3 separate regions of the Homo sapiens genome follow, and regions 1 and 3 are each linked to region 2. The links are chromatin contacts, found by Hi-C or POLR2A ChIA-PET in ENCODE. All regions are on one chromosome and are shown on one strand. The core of a region is the stretch at or near the end of the contact, and the rest is flanking DNA. Distances in the headings are between cores, read along the strand shown. Region 1 has its middle 34 kb from the start of MESD. Region 2 holds the start of MESD (mesoderm development LRP chaperone). Region 3 has its middle 23 kb from the start of TLNRD1.

The links. Hi-C counts contacts between places; a loop is a spot of excess contacts on that map. ChIA-PET counts read pairs that join two places held with the same protein, here RNA polymerase II (POLR2A). Pooled maps may share reads with other maps.
Region 1: a loop to region 2 is called in a pooled map, with 7 times the contacts of the local background. The contact joins the enhancer-like site here to the promoter of MESD in region 2. A Hi-C loop is called at or near these places in 4 of 50 pooled maps. POLR2A ChIA-PET finds 5 or more read pairs at or near these places in 9 of 52 experiments (GM12878, H1, MCF 10A and 5 more).
Region 3: a map of dorsolateral prefrontal cortex shows a loop between it and region 2 (8-fold over the local background). The contact joins the enhancer-like site here to the promoter of MESD in region 2. A Hi-C loop is called at or near these places in 5 of 168 maps with a recorded cell type or tissue (CD14-positive monocyte, GM12878, dorsolateral prefrontal cortex and 1 more), 15 of 37 single-sample maps with no recorded cell type and 14 of 50 pooled maps. POLR2A ChIA-PET finds 5 or more read pairs at or near these places in 6 of 52 experiments (A549, GM12878, H1 and 3 more).

Annotation. Positions count from the first base shown.
Region 1 is chr15:80,954,684-80,957,383 of GRCh38, reverse strand. It overlaps a transcript of MESD not described here. Among named protein-coding and RNA genes, the nearest start is that of MESD, 34 kb to the left of the region's middle. RefSeq lists an enhancer at 1,811-2,700. Within about 2 kb of position 1,428, at least 3 of the 41 ENCODE cell types and tissues checked have a DNase peak (open chromatin) inside an H3K27ac peak, as active enhancers do.
Region 2 is chr15:80,988,475-80,991,174 of GRCh38, reverse strand. It overlaps MESD (mesoderm development LRP chaperone), which reads left to right and starts at 1,356. Exons shown (of 3, transcript NM_015154.3): 1 at 1,356-1,596. The coding sequence starts at 1,384. RefSeq lists a silencer at 1,083-1,362 and enhancers at 1,113-1,407, 1,047-1,660, 1,393-1,672, 1,661-2,275.
Region 3 is chr15:81,022,155-81,024,894 of GRCh38, reverse strand. No RefSeq gene overlaps it. Among named protein-coding and RNA genes, the nearest start is that of TLNRD1, 23 kb to the right of the region's middle. RefSeq lists enhancers at 93-387, 1,396-1,545. Within about 2 kb of position 1,339, at least 26 of the 41 ENCODE cell types and tissues checked have a DNase peak (open chromatin) inside an H3K27ac peak, as active enhancers do; they include CD14-positive monocyte, GM12878 and dorsolateral prefrontal cortex, where a contact is called at or near this core.

The DNA.
Region 1 (2,700 bases), core at 179-2,678, 34 kb after region 2:
ACATACTGTTACTGCTGTTGTGGCTGGACTCCTCTTTACCCAGGTGTTGTGTGGTCATTTTCATGTCATCTTTCTGTCCTCTCTTTATGGAGACTGTATTTTGTTTTTTTTTCTTCTGCAGTGGTAGGGAGATGTCTCATTTTTAAATGCTATTCATTATCATCATTAGTTTTTGTTTTCCTTCTTAAACCTATAATTATAACTCTGTTAATGTCTAAAACAACATGAGACAATTTCCTCCCACAAGAGAAGATGAAGAAGCTGAGCATGGTGGTTCATATCTATAATCCCAGCACTTTGGGAGGCTGAGGTGGGAGAATTGCTTGAGCTCAGGAATTTGAGAGCAGCCTGGGCTACACAGTGAGACCCCATCTCTACAAAAAAATAAATAAATAAATAAATAGCTGGGCATGGTAGCGTGAGCCTGTAGTCCCAGCTACTCAGGGGGTGAGGTAGGAGGATCCCTTGAGCCTGGGAGGTCGAGGCCACAGTGAGCTAGGATCATGCTTCTGCACTCCAGCCTGGGTAACAAAACAAAACCCTCTGTCTCAAACAAAAAAAAAGAGAGAAGATGAAGAGCTTAACACAGCCACCCCCTCTGCATGCTCCGTCCTTGTATCTGTTTTGCTTGTTATTACCATATATCCCAGGTTTGTAAAACCCAACTTTCCTTTGTAAATATTAACAATTGGCTATCTCAGAATTGCTTTTGGCTTTGCACCGAATTCTGTGTTTATATTTATAAAACTTATTGCAATATCTTTGTGGTTTTAGGGTTGGCTGCTGGCTTTTTTTTCCTGTTCCCCTTACCCCAATTGTAAATTCTTGATTTTGTTTCTCTATCTGATTAGAGAACACCTCAATGTTTTCTGGAAGAGCACCCTCGTGCTACTCTTTCTAAGCCTTTGTGTGTCCGAGAACTGTTTTCTTTTGCTCTCACCATGAATAACACCTAAGCCCAACTTTTCTGTAGACATGTTCCTTGTCTTCAATAATTAGTGTGTGGAGACCGGGGAAGAAAGAAGGAATCTTGCAGTCGAGGGGAGCAGTTGGACGCCTTCCGATTCTTAGCCCAGAGCTCTCCGTCCAACACACTTCATGTCATCATAGCTGGGCAGCCTTATATAAAATCCATTCTAAACTGGCTGCCTAGGCTCTTAGGGTCTTTTTTATTTTATTTTATTATTATTTTTTTAGACAGGATCTCACTCTGTCACCCAGGCTGGAGTGTAGTGGCGCGATCTCGGCTCACCACAGACTCTACCTTCCAGGCTCAAGTGATCCTCCCACCTCAGCCTGCTGAGTAGTTGGGACCACAGGCATGAGCCATCACGCCTGGGTAATTTTTGTATTTTTTGTAGAGATGAGGTTTTGCCATGTTGCCAGTCTGAGTCATGCATGACTCATGACAGTGTGAGCCACTGTGCCTGGTCTCTTAGAGACTCCTAAAACCACACTTCTCAGCCGGGCGCAGTGGCTCACACCTGTAATCCTAGCACTTTGGGAGGCCGAGGTGGGTGGATCACCTGAGGCAAGGAGTTTAAGACTAGCCTGGCCAACATGGCGAAAACCCGTCTCTACTAAAAATGCAAAAAATTAGCCAGGCGTGGTGGCTCAGGCCTGTAATCCCAGCTACTCAGGAGGCTGAGGCAGGAGAATCGCTTGAACCTGGGGGGCGGAGGTTGCAGGGAGCCGAGATTGCATCACTTCACTCCAGCCTGGGCTAAAGAGACTCTGTCTCTCTCACACACACACACACACACACACGCACAAACACACACTTCTCAAACTTTACTGTGCAAACAACTACCCTGGGTCCCTTCTTAAAATGCAGATTCTGATTCAGCTGATCTGGGAGAGCCTGAGATTGGGCATTTCTTTTTTTTTTTTTTTTTTGAGACGGAGTCTCTCCGTCGCCCAGGCTGGAGTGCAGTGGCGCAATCTCGGCTCACTGCAAGCTCCGCCTCCTGGGTTCACGCCATTCTCCTGCCTCAGCCTCCCGAATACTGGGACTACAGGCACCTGCCACTGCGCCCGGCTATTTTTTTTTTTTTGTATTTTTAGTAGAGACAGGGTTTCACCGTGTTAGCTAGGATGGTCTCGATCTCCTGACCTCGTGATCCGCCCGCCTCGGCCTCCCAAAGTGCTGGGATTACAGGCTTGAGCCACCGCGCCCGGCCGAGATTGGGCATTTCTAACCAGCTCCTGGTTATACTCCTGGGTGGTGCTGAACTTTTTTTTTTTTTTCTAGTAGAGACAAGGTCTCGCTGTGTTGCCCAGGCTGGTTTTGAATTCCTGGGCTCAAGCGATTCACCTGCCTCAGCCTCCCAAAGTGCTGGGGCTACAGGTGTGAACCACCTCCCCCAGCTGATGCTGATGATGCTGATGCCATTGGCCCATGGACCACACTGAGTAGCAGGCTTTAGAGCACAGGCATCCAATCTTTTGGCTTTCCTGGGCCACATTGGAAGGAGAATTGTCTTGGGCCATACGTAAAATACACTAACACTTAACGATAGCTGATGAGCTTTAAAAAAATGCAAAAAAACTCATAATATTTTAAGAAAGTTTACAAATTAGCGTTGGGCTGCATTCAAAGCCATCCAGGGCTGCATGTAGCCCACTGGCGGTGGGTTAGACGAGCTTGCTTTATAGCTTTCAAAGCTGAGTCATGCATGTTGTTGATTCTGTTTGATGCTC
Region 2 (2,700 bases), core at 107-2,606:
GACTGGAGCTCCAGGAGCCATCCTGGAATTTCTGACCTTGAGGGTGGAAGCCACAGGCTAATATGATAGAAGGATGAGGAAGAGGCTGAGTACCAGATGGCTGAGAAGCCACTATACCAGCCCTAGTTTCGAGTTTACACTGCTTCTGTGAAAGAAAAGTCAATCACAATAAAACCTTTTATCTTGTTTAAACCACCTTAAAAAGTCAGTTTTCTTTTATATGCAGCCTACTAATCCTATCCAAACAAGGCTTGAATAAGGTTTACTACAGCTCTTTTTTGTTGTAATAGCAGAAAAATTGGTAATAAATGCCCATCAATAGGAAAATAAACTATTAATTTAACAATACCAAATAAAACTGTGCAGCAGTATAAAGAATGAAGCGTTTTTTGTTGTTGTTTTTGAGATGCGGGTCTTGCTTTATTGCCCAGTCTGGTCTCAAACTCCTAAACTCAAATTATCGTCCTACCTCAGCCTCCCAAAGTGCTGGGATTATAAAGGCTTAAGCCACCGTGCGGCCTTTGGTTTTTTTTGTTTTTTGTTTTTTAAGGTCTTATGTAATTAAACATTTTAAAGACATCAGCTGATGAGCCGTTTAAAACAAGAAGAATCTCAAAGCATCTTTGGCCAAAATCTTTTTAAGAAACAAAAAGTAGCGTGATTCAGCCTTGAAAAGGATTAGTTAGAGCCTACAGTATTAGGTTGAAATCAAAGAAAGGCAAGCTTTTTTTTTTTTGGATGAATAGTAATGATCTTTTTGGAAAAAAAAAACAAATATTGAAAGCTGGTTGAACTGAATCCTCTTTATTGATGAGGAAAGCAGTGGACTCGAACTATTTATGACTTTCTGAAAAAAGTTGCCCTACCTGCCACTCACTTCTTTTTAACTGGCTGTTCTCAAAGGAAATTGCAAGAGACTGAGGATAAACGTCCGACATCCAGAAATGGGCTTTTTTAGAGCCGAGGCAGCCTCCAGAACTTCCAGTTCCAATTTATTTCACAGGCGAGAAACTGAGGTCAACAGGGACGTTGGTTAGTGGTTCCTGGAGGCCCTGAAGGAACTTTTGGACCTGGCTTGTGCGTTCCAGAGAAAAAGGTCGGCCTCTGACGGAAAACGAAAAATGAGCACTCAGGGACCCACCCAGCCGGGACAGAGCGCCTCAGCCGGACCAAGAGGAGGAGCCAGTGGGGCGGGGCCAAAATGGCGGAGGGGCGGGGCTTCCAGAGGCGGGGGTTAGGAAATGGTACGGGGCGGGGCCCGGTAGGCTAGCGAGGGCCGGGAGGCGGGGCCTCGGAAAGGCGGACAGGAAGGCGTGTGCAAGGCGGGGTCCGGCCCGCGCAGGTCGGGTAAGCGCGTCTAGGGCGCTGCGCGGCGCAGCGAAAATGGCGGCTTCCAGGTGGGCGCGCAAGGCCGTGGTCCTGCTTTGTGCCTCTGACCTGCTGCTGCTGCTGCTACTGCTACCACCGCCTGGGTCCTGCGCGGCCGAAGGCTCGCCCGGGACGCCCGACGAGTCTACCCCACCTCCCCGGAAGAAGAAGAAGGATATTCGCGATTACAATGATGCAGACATGGCGCGTCTTCTGGAGCAATGGGAGGTCCGCGGCGCGCGCACACCCTCCCGGCTCTTCTCTGTGCGGGACCCTGTTCCCTATGACCCCTTACCTGTTCTGTCTTGGGACCTTTCTGACCCCCTAACCTCCTCTACTCATGCCTTGAATCCTTACTGACCCACTGAAGCCACTGTTGACCCTCCATTCCTCCTCTGACCCGCGCGCCCTGCTGACCCTCGCTCCAGCCCTCTGTCATTCCAGTGCCCTGTTCCTCCTGCCATTTCTCAAACCACTTCAATCACGGATCTGCCCCTCACTGTTCAGCTTTGCTCTCCCTTCACCCTTCAGTGCCCTGGTTGTCTTTGCGTTGATTCTTGTGGTCAGTGAGCCCTGCAAACAGGGAGAGTGACCTTTCCCAATCTACTAAAGAGCATTTCCTTCTGTTTTGCGGTGAGTGGGTGGGAGAGTGGGTTGCAGTGAAGATGGTCTTCCTTAATGGTTATCTCAGCTGTCTTCTAAATCAGTATAATTTTAGACTTCCTATTTTGGTATATGTCCCTGCTGGGAATTTTGTGCTTTTTGTGGGTGGATTTATTTTACTGAGGGGAGAAGTATCAATGGCTAATGGCTCTGTATCGTGAAACTCACGCTTTTTGTTCAAAGGAGAGTAAGTTTTCTGGTTTGTCACTTGGACGCACCGGAGTGTGCAGTTACAGGGAGTGTGTAATACGCTTTAAGGTAAAGATTACTGGCCAAAACCACATTGCTGCCTTTTCCCCTTCCTAAGGTGATTGTATCGTCCTGGTTGACTTGCATAGCTGTGGAACCTTGGGCAGGTTATGTCTAGTTTCTAGGCCTCGGTTTCTTTATCTGCAACATGAGGAGGTTAGGATGGGTCCTAAGATTCCTTCCAACACTGATGTTTTGTTATTTTGTGATTATCTCTGTGTGTGTTACGGGAGAAGGGAAAGACTTTCAGACAAGAGTTTAAAATACCACCTGATGCATCTGACTAGAAGAATGCAGGCTTGTGTTTTCATGTGGTCATCAACAGCTGATGGAAAGATTGGGATAGATTTGAGTGTAGAGAGAACGTCCCCATTCACCGTCTCCCTTGCAATCTCCTTGTCTCTTTTTGGACTCCAGCAA
Region 3 (2,740 bases), core at 90-2,589, 34 kb before region 2:
ATTTGTGCACTTGTATATATGTTACGCTTGAATTAAAAGTTTACTTAGAAAAAGGAAAAGTTTACCATTCACCTCTAAATCAAAGCCTCTTTTCTGTTAGTGATTTCGCAGCAGCACCTCGGAGGTGTCCAACCCCTCCTTCCCCCTGCCTCCACCACAGTCTGGCTTCGTAGGATCTTTCTTCTGTGTGGCTGGCGTTTGTCTCCTCCCATCCTGCTTAACTTCCCCAGTCAGGGCCTCAACCCCTCAGACCTGTTATGAATGAAATCATGGCCTCTCTGGGCTCCCTGCTTCCTGTCTGTCCCATCCAGCTCCTTTAAAGTGTTTGCTCTGGATCTCTGCTTTCATCATAATCCTCCTTTTAAACTTCCAGTCCACCATCATCAAGTCCGCGATAAAATGCAGCTTCTCTGCATGGCACTCAGGCCGCCCTTTTAAAAATCAGGCCACACGTCCCTTCCAACTTCGTCCAGTCTGTGCTCCCTAATGAGCCAATTCTCCAGCCAGATGGTCCCCTCCTCCCTCATTGTCAGCACACTCTTGTGGCTTCTGCCTGCAACCCCAAGCAGGAGAGAAAGCCCAAGCCCACTCCATCTTGCTCATTCTTCCCAGGACCAACTCAGGTTTCTTTAGCCTTCCCGATAAGACCTTGACATTAGCCTCATCCAATTCCTCTCTCCTCTGAGTTTGGCTGTCCATACTTACTTGCCCAAATCATTCAGGGTTGGCCTTATGGGCACGTGCCCCTTGAAAGGAGCTGGAGAGGAAAAAAATGTTCTGAACTGTTTTCATTCATGCTTAGGCTGGGAACACATGCTGGTCACCATTGAATACAAAACCTCCTCTGGCTCCCAGACGTAGATCACTCAAACACCCAACCTGATCTTGAACTTCAAAATGCAAAAAAAGTAAACTCGGCAGGGAGAAAACTGCCCACTGACTACCAAAGATGACACAGCATGAATATTTCCTCCAGCTACACAATGGAGAAGCTGAGTAATATGCAGAATTCACTAAATGACGGGGACTAAGATCACAGGGGTTTTAAGGTCAGCTGAAACTCGATTGCCGTAGTTTTCCTTCCTCTTGGGTAAAAGCTTCTCTGAGCAAACCACATTTTTTCAGAGAATCAAGGCTAGAGTCCCTGGTGAGGCAGTTCGTTCCTGGCCTTCTGTCCTGGGCCACGTGCTTCTCAGCCCTTCCCTGTTGGGCTGCGGGAGGGTTCAAGATGGAATGAGGTAATGCTGGCAGGACAGCTGCCCAGGGAGCGAACGAAACTCTGCCCTGGTTGCAGCCTAAGCAGGACAGGAAGCAAATTAGCAGAAGCAAGCAGTAATTTGACTGCCAACAATAGGAGTCAAAACTGCATTTCTGACCCTGCACCGTTGATCCTCCTCACAACAATAGTCATCCACAAGCCATAAAAAGGCCGATGAAACACTATTTGAGATTGCAAATGCTGGAGTCAAAAGAGTCCTGGGTCCAAATTCTGGCTCTGCCACCCATCCGCTGTACGACCTCGGACAACTTGCCTAAGGTCTGTTAGACTCTGATTCTTAAATGTGCATATTTCATCAAGGTACTGTATGAAATGAGGATGTATGTAAAGTGTGTAGTACATAGCAAGAGCCCAATAAATAGACAGTATGTTCTATGGGCTTTTGTGAACCCCTGCCATCTTGAGTTTATTAACCCTCCATGCGTAAAAACTCCCTCACATTTTTTGCTTCCTTACGTTCTTTTTTTTTTTTTTGAGATGGAGTTTTGCTCTTGTTGCCCAGGCTGGAGTGTAATGGCGCAATCTTGGCTCACTGCAACCTCCGCCTCTGGGGTTCAGGCGATTCTCCTGCCTCAGCCTCCCAAGTACCTTAGATTACAGGTGCCTGCCACCATACCCGGCTAATTTTTTGTATTTTTTAGTAGAGACGGGGTTTCACCATGTTGGCCAGGCTGGTCTCAAACTCCTGACCTCAGGTAATCCACCCGCCTTGGCCTCCCAGAGTGCTGGGATTACAGGTGTGAGCCAACGCGCCTAGGGTTATCATGAGGATTAAATGAGTTAATGTATACAGTCAGCCCTCTGTATCTGTGGGCTCCATATCTGTGGGTTCAACGAACTGCAGACAGAAAATATTTGAAAGAAAAAATGATGTCTGGGCTGGGTGTGGTGGCTCATACCTGTAATCCCAGCACTATTGGAGGCCAAGGCAGGTGGATCGCTTGAGGTCAGGAGTTCAAGACCAGCCTGGGCAACATGGTGAAACCCCGTCTCCATTAAAAATACAAAAATTAGCTGGGCATGATGGTGCATGCCTGTAGTCCTAGCTACTCAGGAGGCTGAAGCAGGAGAATCCCTTGAACCCAGGAGGTAGAGGTTGCAGTGAGCCAAGATCCACCACTGCACTCCAGCCTGGGCAACAGAGTGAGACTCTTTAAAAAAAAAAAAAAAAAAGAAAGAAAGAAAGAAAAGAAAAGAAAAGAAAAAATGATGTCTGATGTCTGAACTGAACAAGTAGAGACTTTTTTATATTGTCATTATTCCCTAAACAACACGGTATAACAATTATTTACATAACATCTACATTGTAGTAGGTATTATAAGTAATCTAGATATGATTTAAAGTATACAGGGCTGGGTGCAGTGGCTCACGCCTATAATCCCAGCACTTCTGTAGTCCAAGGCAGGCAGAAGGCTTGAGCCCACAAGTTCAAGACCAGCCTGGGCAACATGGTGAAACCC